2 separate regions of the Homo sapiens genome follow, and region 2 is linked to region 1. A link is a loop called in an ENCODE intact Hi-C map of the cell type or tissue named here. Cell type or tissue: lower leg skin. All regions are shown on one strand. Each heading gives the region's core, and the rest is flanking DNA. Links, peaks and the distances in the headings are about the cores only.

What was found. A loop is a pair of places that touch in the nucleus more often than their neighbours do. Peaks named below come from ENCODE experiments on the same cell type or tissue, not always from the same donor. Only the 100,000 strongest peaks of a DNase experiment are listed, where the experiment ranks them.
Region 2: it touches region 1 in a loop (9-fold over the local background); 90 of 110 quality-filtered maps call a loop at or near these places.

The regions. Positions count from the first base shown.
Region 1 is chr9:78,364,826-78,373,168 of GRCh38, reverse strand. The region is part of intron 1 of LOC107987083 (a long non-coding RNA gene); the gene reads right to left. Among named protein-coding and RNA genes, the nearest start is that of PSAT1, 72 kb to the right of the region's middle. In lower leg skin, for the core only: no CTCF peak of the experiment used is centred there; a DNase peak (open chromatin) is centred at 3,343.
Region 2 is chr9:78,254,435-78,262,777 of GRCh38, reverse strand. It overlaps CEP78 (centrosomal protein 78), which reads right to left. Exons shown (of 17, transcript NM_001330691.3): 11 at 7,814-7,942. Among named protein-coding and RNA genes, the nearest start is that of CEP78, 23 kb to the right of the region's middle. In lower leg skin, for the core only: no CTCF peak of the experiment used is centred there; no DNase peak of the experiment used is centred there.

The sequences.
Region 1 (8,343 bases), core at 28-8,027:
TCCATGCATAGATCATTTATAACTCCCCATCATGGTTCTTGAGATCTTCCACAATGTGGCCCCAGCTTAAGTGACCCCCTGAATCCTCCACTCCAGTCACATCTGACTCCACTCTTCGGCTTACTGGGTCAGGCACTGGCACGCCAGACATCACGATGTCCAATTTCCTGCTCCCGTTGCCTGCTAAATCCCATTTCCCTAGACTCTCCTATTCCCCTGTACTCAGAAATTATCACAACTGTCTCTTGAGCCTCTGTTCATTGCCTGTCTCATCCTCATTTGTGAAACAAAGGTGGTGCACTCAACTGGTACCCCAGCTCCAAAGGCTCTTTTGATTCCTACCTTAGCTATGGGTGAGACTTGATCTTCATCTCACTGTCACTCTGACAAGCTGCCCAATTCCCCTACCCTCTGTCTGTCCTGAGGGTTTTACAAGTACCCGGGACTCTCGGATGGAAGAGTTGGTGGGGAACAGTTGGGAAGAGACTCAGGTACAGAGGAGCTGTTGGTGATACCTCCTGCCATGGTTCTGACCCCAAGGAACAGGGAGAAAGTGGATACTAGGGAAGACAACCTCAGCCATGATCAGCCTGTAGGAAGGAGCACCACAGAAGGTAAATGGGAACACAGAGTCTCATTTTGTTGCCCAGGCTGGAGTGCAATGGTGCAAACTCGGCTCACTGCAACCTGCCTCCCAGGTTCAAGCGATTCTCCTGCCTCAGCCTCCCAAGTAGCTGGGATTACAGGGCATCACCGCACTAATTTTTGTAATTTTAGTAGAGTTGGGGTTTCACCATGTTGCCCATGCGGGTCTCAAACTCCTGGCCTCAAGCAATCTGCCTGCCCCGGCTTTCCAAAGTGCTGGGATTACAGGCATGAGCCACTGTGCCCTGGCACACGTTTTTAAGAAATAATCCTGACTAAAGCACAGAACAATTCTTATCTTTGTCTGTGAAGCTCCTTGCATCTTCCTGGAGTCCTGCAGTGACTGATGTTTCCATCATGTGTTCGCTCCACCAGCAGCCACAGTTGCCTGCCACTCACTACAGCACCCCCATCGCATACTCTGACCCAGCCCACGTAGAGTTGGCCGGAAGAGGGTACAGAATAGGAAAATAAGGCATCTGAAAGGGAAATGCATGCTTCCTAGTTTAGATCTGCATCAACTCCTTTGCCCAATACAGGAAATTATTTGGCTACCCAAACACAGTAACCCATTTCTCTTTGTTTGGGAACATGGTGATTATATACACAGGAGAGGGAGTAAATAAGATAAAGGACATAATGTGAGCTAGATTTTTCATTTGGTGAGCAGAATGAAAATCATTTGAACATATCCCTATGGAAAAAATAATCAATTTTTCATAGACTTGCTATAGGTTTCATAAAATATATTGCACACATATTTTTAAAGTAAGAAAGTGGCTTTTTAATGATACTTAAAATATACAACATGGCAAGATTTAAAATGTGTTGGAGGCTTGAAGTTTGGTACTGCCTGCTAAAATATAGATGATATGGATAAGCCTGTCTTCTTGGGATAAATGTGAGAACTAGTTTATCTTATTATAAAGCTAATAGGAAGGAACTTGGTATTCAGGCAGTTGAGTAATTGGTATAAATCCTCCCAAGATAGTACATCCCCTAAACTTCTACCATTTAGCGGTTGCCTATTGGTCTGTGTGCATTAAATAACTACTCTTAACCCAGAGGCTAGCAAAATATTGTTCACGTAGAAAAAGTCAACCAAAAGCGGAGTAAGCATGGTCGCCACCAATAGAAGTATGAACACCACTCGTTCAACAGATACTTCCCAAGCAGTGCTCTAGGGCGAGAATATAGACACACAATCAAGGTGGTCTGGGTTTTCAATCCCTCTTCCAGGCAGACTAGCTCAGCTTTTATGAGCAACTGGCTCGATTTTCTACAGCGATGGGCAAGCTTTTCACAGGAACACATCTCCATTGAAAGTGAAAGTAGTGAAAGTCCATGCCCCATAGCTTTGTCCAGCCTCTTACAAGCATTTAACGCAGATCTACAGGGCACAGGTAAGAACATAGAGGACAAACGCAACTGGAGAAACAGACATCTTCAAAGCCACTGCTGGTGGGTCGTCAGGGCCCTCCCTGTCCACAGAGCACAGGCTGCCCATTTGTCACAGTTATAAAAATATCAAGGTTTTTTCTCCACTCTCTGCCAAATAGGGATGTGCCTGGCATGTAAATAGCACTTCGTATATATGAATGAATGGGTGGATTAAAGAGAGAGACAATAAAGATTTTTAAAATGTACTTGCAGCAGATCCAATAGATGAAGAGCCAAGTTTACCAGAAAAATCACTCAGGTTTGCTATTCTTTGTTACACAATAAGTTAAATACTATTTCACTCTTTTGTGTCTAGCACCTTGCTTCAAGGAGCTATGATGACATTAAACATCACTGACTTCAGAGAATTTAGAGTCTAGCTGAGAAGACAAGTAACATGCCAAACTTATGATACCAAAGGTCAAAGAATGAGGAGTTTGCAGAAGGAAAGGTCACTTCGGACCAAGTTGGCTGAGAGGACTTCTGGGAGCCTTAAGAAGGACTTTAACAAGGGCATGGAAATATGGTAGGCTTTGAGTTACTAAAGGGTCACAGGCGGCATTTCACAGAGGTAGAAAAACAGAAACTAAGAGAAGCAGAAATAAGCATAGAGTTGGCCCGATAGCAATGACAGACCGCACCTGTCCTAATCCAGAGCTGTAGGAAATAGAGCTCTTATAGGGTGGGACCTTCAAGTGGAAGAAAGGATAACAAGCTGCCTGTGAAGTTGATTTGTTACATCGGGGAGGCATTCTAGGATCTTGAGTATGAGCGACAGGGAGTTCCTTCAGCATGATGAGAATTCACTGTAGGATTCCTTTCAAAAGCATGCTCCCCCTGACATTGAGTTAATGATTTCATTTGCACTCAGCTTTTCAATATCCCATCTCAGTCGTTCCCAATTTATGGACCACAGAGTTATGGCAGAGGTCTCTGAAGTCATATAAGCACTGCCTAGAGAGCAAGGAAGAACTCGCTCCCATACAGTGCCACTATTTTGTTCCAATAGACGTAGATACTGTGTGAGACATAAAATGCAAATGCATTCAAAAGCAACAGTAACCTGAGTTGCCTCAGGCACAAGCCTATGGCTACATATGAAGTCACTTCATCAATAACCCAAATGTCACTGGCTCCAATCTTCCCTGCTGCTCAAGCAGGACCTCAGCCTCCAGTAAAATGCCCTCTCCGGCATCTCTAGGAGTTCCCAGGGATTTTGCACTCATCCCTGCAAACAATCCCGTCCTCACCAGACAGCCACTGGGTGGCGCTGTGTCTGCACGACTTCATCACACACTCCCAGACCTGGGACCCCAGCTTGGCTAAAGTTACAGGATGGTTTACTTGGCGTAATAGGCAGAAACTCCTCATTCCTCTTCTGAGCTATTACTCCCAAGTAATATTTGTGCTACAATATATTACTGAGGATTTTTTTTTTTTTTAGAAAAATAGCTCCCCCAGTTTTTACTTACAACCCCTCAGCCATAAATGAAAACGGTTTTTCAACATGAATCCAGTGGAGATGGGTCAGGAAGAAAAATACCAGGGACAGATCAATCCCATGCTATGCTCCCAATCGCCCCTCCCATAATCTGCTGTTAAAATTTGCATCCTCTTTCACCTAGCAAATTAAACTAAGTGAGCAAGGAAACAAAGTGTAGGAGGATTTTCACTGCAGATTATTTGCAAGAGTGAAAAACAAGAAACAACAGAAACATCTCCTGGTACAGAAATGGTTAAAATAACTCCAGAATATAGGCAGCTGTTAAGAACAATGAGGTTGGCTTGTAAATATTGCTACAGAAGATCTCTAAGATGCATTGTTAAATGGAACAAGCAAATCAGAAGACATTAGGTTTCGTGTGGCCCAATTTTTTTTTTTTTTTTTTTTTTTTTGAGACGCAGCCTCACTCTGTCACCCAGGCTGGACTGCAGTGGTGAAATCTCAGCTCCCTGCAACCTCCGCCTCCCAGGTTCCAGTGATTCTCCTGCCTCAGCCTCCCAAGTAGCTGGGATTACAGGCACGCACCACCATGCCCAGATAATTTGTGTATTTTTAGTAGAGACGGGGTTACCCCATGTTGACCAGGCTGGTCTCGAACTCCCGACCTCAGGTGATCTGCCCGCCTCGGGCTCCCAAAGTGCTGGGATTACAGGCATGAGCCACTGCACCTGGCCTAGTGTGGCCCCATTTTTAAAAATCGGTGAGGTAGATATACATAGCTACGTGTTCATGTCCAGAACAAAACCTACCGAAGTATTGACAACCTTTCTCCTTTCTTCCCCATCCCTAAAGAGAAGTGTTTCCTTACCACTTGGATCCCTCAAGAAGTGATTTGGGAGATAATAATAACAAGTGTTAGAGTCCTGGACTGGCCAGATGGTTTTACACGTAACAACATGAAAGAGGAGCTAGTGGATGAAGGGTAGCGTCTAGCTAGGAGGTAGAGAAAAAGAGGTACCTAAGAGCGTTTACAAGGAGAGGAAATGGAGATCTTGGAGCAACTGCCACAAGACTCGGCCCAGGGAAGAGAAAGCTGGGTAAAGTAGGGTTTAAGTAAATTTTGCTGTGTCATGCACCGTGTGATCCTTTCAGAGTCCGCAAGTAAATCTATAACAAAGATCTAGAACACCCACAGAGGTCTTGTGATCAGATTTGTGTTTCTTTTGCATGTTTCTGTGCTGCCCATTAAGTGAGAGCAAGAAGCCTAGCTTAACATTGCAAATGGATAAAAAATGCAAGGAAGGCTGGGCGTGGTGGCTCATGCCTGTAATCTCAGCACTTTGGGAGGCTGAGGTGGGTTGATCATCTGAGGTCAAGAGTTCAATATCAGCCTGACCAACATCGTGAATGAAACCCCATTCCTACTAAAAATACAAAATTTGCGGGGCATGGTGGTGCATGCCGCTGATCCCAGCTACTTAGGAGGCTGAGGCAGGAGAATCGCTTGAATCCGGACGGCAAAGGTTGCAGTGAGCCGAGATTGCGCCACTGCACTCCAGCCTGGGCGACAGAGAAAGACTCAGTCTCAAAACAAAACAAAACAAAAAAATGCAAGGAGGGCGGCCTAAGATACTGCCCAAGTGATCACACCTCTGCAAAATTAGGTATAGTGGGCTTTGCTACAATGAACATATATTGCATTTGTAATTTTAATAGGCACAGATTTTACTTACACTCAGGACCAGGAGTAGGGTGGGTGAGATAAATTTAACAAGACCCTCACTCTCAGGGTCTTGCCCACTCAGAGGAGGCATATGACCACCCCTGTAAGGAAGTGCCTCCTCAAATTTTGCACCCTGGCCACCCTGCTTGCTCCATGGTAGTCCTGGCCCTGCCTCCCCTCTTCTTGTGACCTATCACAGTCCTGGATCTCATTTAACTTCAATCTGGGACACCATCCCCTACACACATTATACACAGTACTTTGTCATTTCAAAAACACTTTCATACGCATATTTCACTGGCTATTCACAATAATCTCTGAGGATGACAAGACTGGTATTATAATTTCCATTCTACAGATGAAAGACCAGAAATCCCAAGGTCACACTGCTGGCAAGTGGCATCAAACTCAGCCCAGTTCAGCTGACTCCAATGCCTCTATCTCCTAGAGTTTTCTGATGCCAGGGACAAAACATAAAAAATAAAACTTATATTCTCTTATGTGTCTGAATGGGTGAATCTCTGAAGTGAAACAAGCCCAAAACCCAAATATTCACCTCTCCCATCAAATAAGGACCTGCATCTTCCCTCCCCACCCTCCCCTTGGAAACTATAGGATACAGAAGCCCACAGGTGATAAAGTTCTAGCCCCAACGGCTGCCTCACTAGGTAGGCTAGGTAGGCGCAGCCCCTCTGAATTTTTAATTAACTGCAGCCTTTCTAGGGGGCTTACTAAGCAGGGCCTGGCGGCTGAATGGCACCAGGTGTGAACCACAGGAACTCTTTGGGAGTTGGGGTGGGGCATCTGCCCAGGAGACATTAGTCTAAGAGAATCTCCTAGAGTCAGACAATCCCAGCAGGAACTCATGCAGCTAATTGCGGTCAGCATCTCTAGCTTTTCCCCTGGAATGACAGCAAAGAAATACTGTAGCAGCTAGCCCAGAGTCAGCCAGGTGGCCTGCTGCCCAGCAGTTTGCTTAGGGAGTTATCAGACCCTGAAGTACCCTGTGTCCATCCCGCTATGTTTTAGGGTATTAGCAAGATCCCAACATTGCATTTCATAAAAGTGAATATCCCTCCCCCTGCCCTCTGCAGAGTTTATTTTGGTTGTAAAAGAATACATGCTTATTCTCATAGATTTGGAAACTATTGAAAATTATATAGAAAATACTTAACCAAAAATACTACACAGAAATAATTGCTGTTAATTTATCAGTGTGTTATCGTCTATGTTTTGCTTTTCACTAAATAGGATTCACACTACATATTTCGGTTTTTAGTTTAGATTCATGGGGTACATGTGCAGGTTTGTTATGTGGGTATATTGCATGAGACTGAGGTTTGGGCTTCTAATGATCTTGTTGCCCAGGCAGTGAGCATAATACCAGCTGGTACTTTTTTAGAAACTGAAATTGAAATATTAAATCAGCAAAACACTCAATTTCCAATTTTTTTTTCTTAAAATCTAAATCATGCTTGGCAGAATTCATCCTGTTCTTGTTTACCTGATTCCCTAAAAAGAGTACAGATCCCTTTCCCTCTAGCCTGGTTCTTAGGTACACTATTTTTTATTGTATTTTATTTATTTAGTTATTAGACAAGCCTCTGCCTCCCTCTTCTGTTGAAAAGGGGAATAACTTGCAGCCAACACAAATTCTAAATTTGAGAAAACATTAAAACGAAACTCTATCCTGGGATGTTTATATAAGCTGTGCAAAGTGGCCGTAAAGAGGGTCTGGTATTACAGTACTATCCATATAACACTCAAATTAATACTTCCCAGAAAAAGTAAACTTTAAATCAGATAAGATCAGATCAGGATAAATTGTACACCCACCTGAGTAGCTGAACAAAATCAATGAAGTGATTCTTTGGTCACTGGACTAAGAGATTCAAGATTGATTTTTCCCCCTTTTAGTAAAATATGAAACTCCCTTGTAACTTGAAGTATTATTGGAGTCCTGTATCTTATGAGGATTTATGTGGCAAAGGCATAGCAATTTATCTAAAAACTTTCTTTCAACAGCTATACAGATGGCTGAATTTGCATGATCTCATCAGGCAGTGATTTCTAAAAGCATTAACCTCAGAAATAGGGGGGAAGAAAAGGTTTCCTGCTAAGTACCAGGGTTCTCAATCACAAAATTAAGTATTCCTTTGCAAACTCAGTTATATCCTAATCAGTTATGACCTCTTGCAATATTCAGTGGTCTGCAGGGAATTTTGAGTTTCTAAGGGGCTTTCTGCTGTCCTGGAAGCACTCTGTAATAAGATTGCTTTATAGGAAGTTTTTCTTTTTGACAGAGCTGCTTATGCACCGTGGAGTATTGTTGTAAAGACTTAGCCTGGCTCATCTTATCCATGAGTGGTTGCTGCCTTCGGATCATCTGATGTGTATACTGTGCTTCTCCTCTTACTGAGGGTTGCCAATATTAAGCACTGACCTTGTATTAGGCCCTCTGCATATATGTGCATGCTAACAATTAAACATCATTATCCTCATTTCTGAGGTAAATAAACCGAGGATTAAATGTAACTTACCTGAGATGGTGATCGTTCACAAGGCAGTGCTGAGAAGCAGACCCAGACAGTGAGAAGGAGAAGAGAAAAAAAAAAAAAAAAAAAAGTCTGTGCTCTTTTTAAAAGAGGAGTAGAGGAGCTCTACTCCTCTTTTAAAGGCTCTCCCTCACCTGGCAGGAAGGCACACCTGAGACCACTCCTTCCGTGGTGATGAGAATCACCTGCGAAGCTTGCTCAGCACAGCTTCCCACCCCCACCCCTCTCCCTCGCCCCAGAGATTCTGAATCAGTGGGTCTACACTGGGCCCAGAAATTGTCTTGTTAACAAATGATCCAGGTGATACTTATCATCAGGCAACTGTGGGAATGGTCTTAGACCACGAGTCACCAGCGTAAAGGGCTAGAGAGTATTTTTCTGTTGTCAGAGAGTTGAGTTCAGTACTCAACCTGGTAGTAGTGCCACACGAGCAGCCAGAGATCATTTGCAAATGAATAGGCATGATTGTTATCCAATATTTTACTTATAAAAACAGGTGGCTCCCAGGCGCAGTGGCTCACGCCTGTAATCCCAAC
Region 2 (8,343 bases), core at 284-8,283, 110 kb after region 1:
CTACTGCTTGTATAATATCATACCATGCTAGGGAAATTAATTACCAAAAACATCAGATTCGCACATTACAGATTTATTTCCACTCTTTCCAAAATAAATTTATGACAGCTCACCATAGAAGGCATACACATATATTTATTGAGTCAAATAAAAATTAAGGCTATGAAAAAGAAATTCTATTCTTATTTGTGGATCCCTTATAATAGGAAGCCCTATTAACACACTTAACACACCTGAATTATGTAACAGCAAATTAAAAGTCAAGTAACCAATTAAAAGGGACAGGGCTCTTTCTGGTAAAGATTGAAATACAAAAGGAATTAGACATGATGGAGATTCTCCAATTCCTCCAGAGTGTTGAGGGAAGGAACTCTACCATACACTTACATTAGAAAAGGAAATTGGTGCCACTTTCTGGAGTAATCTTTAGTAAATACTACCAATTCAATGTCTGGGAATTTACCTTAAGGAAATCACCAAACATGTGGACAAAGATTTATCTACCAACATAATGTCACAGGACTGTTTACAACTAAAAGCCTCCAAATTGTGATTGGTAAAAAAAAAAAAAAAAATAGCACATCCCTATGATGAAATGCTCTATGGAGCCACTAAAAACAATGATATGGGTCTTAACCAGAGTTAATGAATGGTCGTTTTTCTTGGGAGATGGTCCATAAGCTAAGTAAGATTCTCTGATGTGGAAGAGCATTCAATGATGTGACAAAATATTTTGATATCTTTTTAAGATAAAAGGGCAAATTACAAAATATCCAGGTGTGTGTACCATGCAGAGGTGGTTTTTATTTCCCTCAATGTTTTTCACGATTTTCAAAAATTTTCTCAAAGGGCATATATTTTTATACTCAGAACACATTTGAAAAATCAGTAAATGCCCTAATAACTACAAATTCTTTAATGTTTCATTATCAGTTAAAGCCAACCAAGTTTTTATGGGAAAAAGGAAAAAGAAATTGCAAAATTCCTCTACTTATTATTTATATAATGGTTTTAATATTTAGAACTGTTATCAAAGAACTTCTAACCAAACATGGAAATAAGCAAAAAACTTATCACAATTGGAGAAAGAAGAATAAAATCCTCCATTCCTAACTAGTTCTAAAAATCACATCAAAGCACAATTACATGAAATTGTTTCTCCCTCTAGTGGAGGAAGTGAGAACATAATGTTACATATTTATGAAAGTTCCCTCCTCATTACTCCTTTAAAGAGTAATTCATGCTCCTTAAAGAAAATAAGGAAATATGAAATGAAACAATTAGAAAGTAAAATCACTTAACATTCCACTACTTAAAAACGACTAATGATAAAGTGTTGTAGTAATTTTCCTCCCTGACAGCTGCTCCCCTTTCTCCCTTCTACCCATGGAAAAGTTTATATTTTTTCTGGAACACAACCCCAGAAATATCAAATGTTATCCTGTACAACAACCCTTGAATATCAAGGGCTTGAAGTATGCAGGCCCATTATATGCAGATTTTTTTCAACCAAATGCAGATCAAAAATACAGTATTCTGGCTGAGCACGGTGGCTCATGCCTGTAATCCCAGCACTTTGGGAGGCCGAGGCAGGCAGATCACAAGGTCAGGAAATTGAGGCCAACATGGTGAAACCCCGTCTCTACTAAAAATATAAAAATTAGCTGGGTGTGGTGGTGCGCACCTGTAATCCCAGCTACTCGGGAGGCGGAGGCAGGAGAATCACTTGAACCCGGGAGGCAGAGGTTGCAGTGAGCTGAGATTGCGCCACTGCACTCCAGCCTGGCAACAGAGCGAGACTCCATCTCAAAACAAACAAACAAACAAAAACAAGTATTCTCCAACGCAAAAGTTCATAAGGAGGACTGACTTTTTATATACCCTGGTTCCACAGGTCAACTGTGGGGCCTGAGCATGCCTGCATGGATTTGGGTATATGCTGGAGGATGGGGTCATGGAATAACCCGAGTATGCTGAGGGAAGACTGTATATCCAATTTTATGTTAGACATTCTTCCATTTAACACTGAATCAGAGAACTCATAACTCTGACTTTTTTTTTTTTTTTTTTTGAGATGGAGTCTCGCTCTGTCGCCTAGGCTGGAGTACAGTGGCCTGATCTCGGCTCACTGCAAGCTCCACCTCCCAGGTTCACACCATTCTCCTGCTTCAGCCTCCTGAGTAGCTGGGACTACAGGTGTCCGCCACCACGCACAGCTAATTTTTTGTATTTTTAGTAGAGACAGGGTTTCACCATGTTAGCCAGGATGGTCTCGATCTCCTGAACTCATGATCCACCTGCCTTGGCCTCCCAAAGTGCTGGGATTACAGGCGTGAGCCACCGCACCTGGCCAACTTTGACTTTTTTAGTGGGCTAAATAAAATATTCTACTGAGCCAGCTTACTGGTTCATGTAATCATTCCTTTATGGCTAACAAGACTGTTTCCAACTTTCAACATTATAAGATAAAATAACCACTTTTAAGCATGAAGGTTTTGTTCTCCCATATTTAGAATAATTTTCTTGCAATAAATAAAAAAGGAATTTTAGGTCAAAGCAAATAAACATTTTTAAGGCTCTGCAATACTTACATCCAAATTGCTTTCCAAAAGATTTCTAAGATTTTATACTGCTACTGGCAATGAAACAGTCTATCACTTGGATATATCACCTCTACTCTGTTGACTTACCTTCCCACTTAAAGTGCAAGATATTCAAGAGAAGGAAGTATATTTTATTAAGTGTTTATCCCCAGCATTTATGTGTACCACAAAGCAGACAACCAATAAATAATTGCTGAATAAAGAAAATCCCTGCCAATATAAGATTTATGTGTGTGTTAAAGACAGAATGTGTGTTTTTCTCTAATAGATAAAAGGTTACTGTCTTCCTTAAATGTGCACTGTCTTCCTTAAATGTGCATTTCTTTGCTTACTAATTAGTACTTAAATTTCTCTTTTAGGTTATTTTTTGGAAATTCAGATTCTCTGAGGCAAAGTTCTGGCCCTACCCATCAGCTGTATAACCTTGGGCAAGTTCAGTAACTCTAGGTCTTAATTTCCTCATCTATAAAATGGAGATAAATTCATGTATCATAGGGCTCTTGAAAGGAGTAAATTAACACACATATAAAACTGAGAAGAGTGCCTGGTGTACAAAATATGATCAACGCAAAATGAATAAACATACGAACAGAATTAGTAGAGAAGAGCTTAAAATGAAAGTTAATCTCCTCCTCACTCACACATCCAGCTTCCCAGAGGCAACCATTTCTTTAAGCAGGTTTTTTAAATCACAAAATATGCTATACATACTGAAAAGTGCATAAAACACACTATCAGGGAATACTCATGTAACCATATACCCAAGTTTGCAAGTACAACTAGCTAGCATCTCTGAAATCCCCCATATCTTCTACTCATCACAAGCCCCTCTCCTTCTCCCAGAATTAAACACCGTCCTCATTTTCCTAATGATCATTTCCTTTATATGCATGCATCCCTAACAATCTAGTTTTGCCTACTTCTAACTTTATGCAAAGGGAATCATAGTGAATGCACACTTCTGCATCTTCTTTCTTTCAACATTGTTCTTACAATTCATCTGTTGTTGCCTGTAGCTCTTGTTCATTCAATTTTATTACTTTTATAGTTTTCTCAGTGTACAAATGCAATCTAATTTTTAATTCTTAATGGACATCGGGTTGTTTTCAGGTTGGACTATTACAAATAATGCACGTGGACCCTTTTGCACCTGTTTTTCTGGTGCATATACCCTCAGATGACTTGTTGGGTCCCAACGTATTTATATACTTTCCATTGATAGACAATGCTAAACGCTTTCCAAAGTAGGTGTGCTCACTTATACTTCCGGTGTAAGCAGGGTGGAAGATTCTTATTACACTCCAGATCTACAATACCTGCCACTATAAAATTTTATTTTTTGCCAATCTGATAGGAGTGTAGTTGCATCTCATACTGATTTCAGTTCATTTTTCTCTGATTACCTATATGGCTGAACACTTTTCCATACTTATGGGCTACTTGGATTTTTTTGTGTGTGAGGTTTAAGTCAACCATTCTTCTTTTTAATCCTTCTCTAGTTCTAAATAACGTATTAGGTAACTACATGACCGGATTTTAGACATTATTTACTAACTTCCTGCTTTACTAAGTAAGAGTTTGGTTCATTCTTACTTATTTACTTACTTATAGCCACTCCTCTCAATAAAGTTGTTATCACCATTAGTTTTTCCATTGGTCATGATCTCTTCAACTTCTAGTGATATACATTACTTAAAAATTTAAATTGTTTATCAACTCTAAATTCTCTCAATGCCCTGCTTTGTAAAATAGGGACATGTATACTTTTGTCCCTTCTTTCCACCTGTGTCCACCTTCCAAACTTAGCTTTTACACTGTTAAAGTTAATATTTATATTCTGTTCTATATGCAGAGCTGTTTGTTTTTTGAGAGACAGATAGATCAGTGTTTAAGAGAACAGGCAGAAAGCTTAAGCTCAAATCCCTGATCCAACTCTAAATTTAAGTACAGCTTGGGCTTACTTAAATTTAGCTTCTTTTCTGAAAAGTAGGACTAATAGTAACACCTACCACAGGTTATTCTGAGGATCAAATGAATTAATATAAGCAAAACACTTAGAACAGTGTCCAATACGTGCTAAATCTGATACAAGCTAGTTATTTTTGCTATCACATGCAAATTGATAATCAAAGCTACAGACCACGGCAGTATTTCCATTACTACGATTAAATTAATACTGCCTACTGCAGAGTTATATTGTAACTCTTGTGTATATACAGGTTACACCGCCTTCTATACAGTTTCAGTGCCACAGCCCTTGTATAGAGTGACCGCCTATCTTAAGTTGCCCTGGACTGTTCCAGTTTACAACCCTTGTCTTGATGTTAGTGTTAACAGCACCTGCTTACACTATTGAAAAGTGTTCTGGTTTGTACAACAAATTAGATAGGTGGTCACCGACTGCTGTGCCACTGAAAAGGGCGGACAAGCTCAAGTGGATTTTTTTCCCTTTTGTACATCAGTGGTAGCTCAAAAATCTGCCATAGTTTAATTTGTTTTATGTTCATGCCAACAGAACTTTCTCCTCTGGAGTTTGATTCCCTCCTTCCCTCTTTTCTCCTCTCTCTTTCCCCCTCCCTCATTCTAACAGTGCCTAATACATAGTAACATGCTTCAAGGATTTTTTAAGCTCTCAGTCACACAACCAATGGAAGCCTCTCAAATCCAGACCCGCTGCTCTCCACACTGAAACCACTGATCCCTGATATCCTATTATCTTCCTTCTTGGTTTATACCCTCATTTTGCGGGACTATGTTTTCAAATAACAAGAAAAAGTATAGCGCAGGAGGTCCAAAATGTCCTATTCAGCCCCCACTTAGATTGACAGTTTGGCTGGATGGGAATCTCCAGGTTGTCAATTATTTTAAAACTTTGGAGGTATCTTTCTAATTCCAGGATCCATGGTAGCTGATGAGAAGTATAATAAAGTCTGGTTTTTATGGTTTTTAAGTGACCGGTATTTTTCTCTTGGGATTTCTTTCTTTCCTCAGTATCTTGAAATTTTACAGTGAAGACTGTCTACTTACATGTGTCTATCTAAGGTAAACTTTCTTATAGTTTTTTTTTTTGTAATTTCCTTCCATCCATTTTTTTCTGTCCTCTGAGATTTCTTACAGTAACATGTTAGACCTCCTAGATGCAACCTCACTAGCATATGATTTCTGTTGTATTTTCCATTCCTGCCTTTCTGTTCTATCTACTGAGAAATTTCCTTAATTCCTACTGAATTTATTTCAACCATTATAATTTCCAAGAGACCACCCTTGCTTTCTGCTATTCCTTTTTAAACAACACCCTATTTCTTTTTTACAGGCACTGTATCTTTCTTTTGTACTTGTGCTTAACAAACCTAAGGATGTTAAGTAGAGTTTTTTTCTTAAAGTATTTTTGTTCTTTTAATCAGCTCTGGTCCTATCAGGACATATTTTTCATCTTTTATTTTCCCTGTCAAGTTGTGAGTTTTACTCAACTCTCAGGTGAACCATGGTTATTTTCTATTTAAGAATAAGGCTACTTGGGAGGCTGAGGCAGGAGAATGGCGTGAACCCGGAAGGCGGAGCTTGCAGTGAGCCGAGATCCCGCCACTGCATTCCAGCCTGGGCGACAGAGCGAGACTCCATCTCAAAAAAAAAAAAAAAAAAAAAAAAAATAAGGGAGCAGAGGATCACTGGGAGCTGATGACTAGCTTCTGTTATGCATGAAGAAGTGGGTAGCCAGTATGGCAGGATATTCTCAGCTACCCTTTTCTAGGGTGCAAAATCCACACTATCTACCCTAGTTCTCCCCAGTTACTTTACTGTTTTTCAAAGCCAAATGATCTCATTTCAGGAGAGTGAAGGTAAGGCTAGGAGTCAACTCTTCCATATACAAACTGTCAAGGAGCTCCCTCCATGTTAGTCACATTTCTAGCTCCCTTCCTTTTTCCTATATGCATATCTGTGTATGGAGCTGTTTCTGGAGTTAGATTAGATACCCTCTGAGCTGTAGGCTTCCCCTGTGTATATTCTAGGCGATGGTTTTCCTCTGTTCTACTGCATCGGTTTCATACTCATTTCCATCTGTCATCTCTATTTCAAAAATATGTTGAAATCTCTTCAATTATCTTGATTATTGTAGGCTTACGTATGTTAGAAATTTTGATAATATCGTTTTATGGAGTTCTTAAAATAGAAAAGAGCTAAGAGAATTCTCAGTGCATCTTGAATCAGAAATTCCCAAGTTGTATTTCCTAACCTTCTTGGTCTCCCCAATGGCTATAATCACTTTTAGAATAAAATTTCCTAATCCCCTGGTGAAGAAAATAAATACAACACATTTAAAACAATAATGAACATGAATCAGACATTCTAGGATTTTGTTTTTCCTCTGGAACTTAGTAATAAACCACTTAGGTGCTACAAACAAAAGGTGCTCATTTATAATAGGGACAATTCTACATTATCTATAGATTTTTCCCTCTAATATTCTATCATTTTTGTAATTATCTTAAAATTTCTCTATATAAATATCACTAATTTTAATTTAAAAAATGAAAATCAGGCTTCATTTTTTGAAAATCAAAAAGTGATTTCCATAGTCACATAAAAATAAGATAACTGCCCTTCCACCATGTGAGGACATGGTGAAAAGCCATCTATGAACCAGAAAGCAGGCCCTCGCCAGACACCAAATCTGCCTGAGCCTTGATCTTGGACTCTCCTGCCTCCAGAACTGTGAGACATACATTCCTGTTGTTTATAAGCTACATGTAAGTATATAAAAAAAGGATAATTACTTCTATATTTGTAAGTTTCATATAAAAGAAAATTGTATTAATTTTTAAAAATTAATTGTGGACTTCCTAGCACACACAAAAAGATAAGGCCTCCCAAAGAGCCCTGAATCAGCTGGTTACATTCATTCAGTGCTTAATTTCTTTGAGTTTATCTTATGATTATTAAGGCCTTCCCTAAATCTAATTAATATTCTATGATTCTAAGGAAAGGAAAATATATTACTGATGACATGTTTCAATTTTTATTTCTTAGAGTGCAGACGTCCTCCCTTTTACCTTGTTCTAAGATAAAGAACCATTCAAGGGATATGAGATAGAAGGAAGGCGAAAACAGAATTCCCATGCAAGCTGTCCAGTTCATAATCAAGCTTTCACCAAAAACTAACTAGAGTTTGAAATGATCTTCTCCATATCTTTAAAGTGATAGCTTTGTACCTGTAATGCTTCTTGTTCTATACTAGTTTTCTCAGGCACTTCATGAACACTCTCTGAAGAATCATCAACCTCTTCAACTTCAGAGGATGAAGGACTCTCTACTGTCACAGTCACAGGAAAACCTGGTTGCTTAAAAAAAGAGGACAAGATTGTATAATAATATAAACCGAATACCAAATACTAAAGGACATCTAATCAAAGTGATCTTTCTGAAGTGTTAAGTCATTCTCTATAAATGTCTATCACTACTCCTTAGTCTAACACAATCAATAACAAAGTAAAAAGACACTAACTTATTCTTGCTATGTCACTGAAATAATTCTCTCATATAAGGTTTATAATTAATACTGGAATCGCCCATATTTTTTTTTTCTTTTTTACATAAAATCTTTCCGAAAATAACCCATATTATTTTATTACACTTTTTTCACATAAACCAAGCAAGGAGGCAGGATAAACATTTTTTCTCAGATCAACTGCAGATGAGAAATTTATTCTCTACCATCACACACAGAGTCTTAAAGACAGGA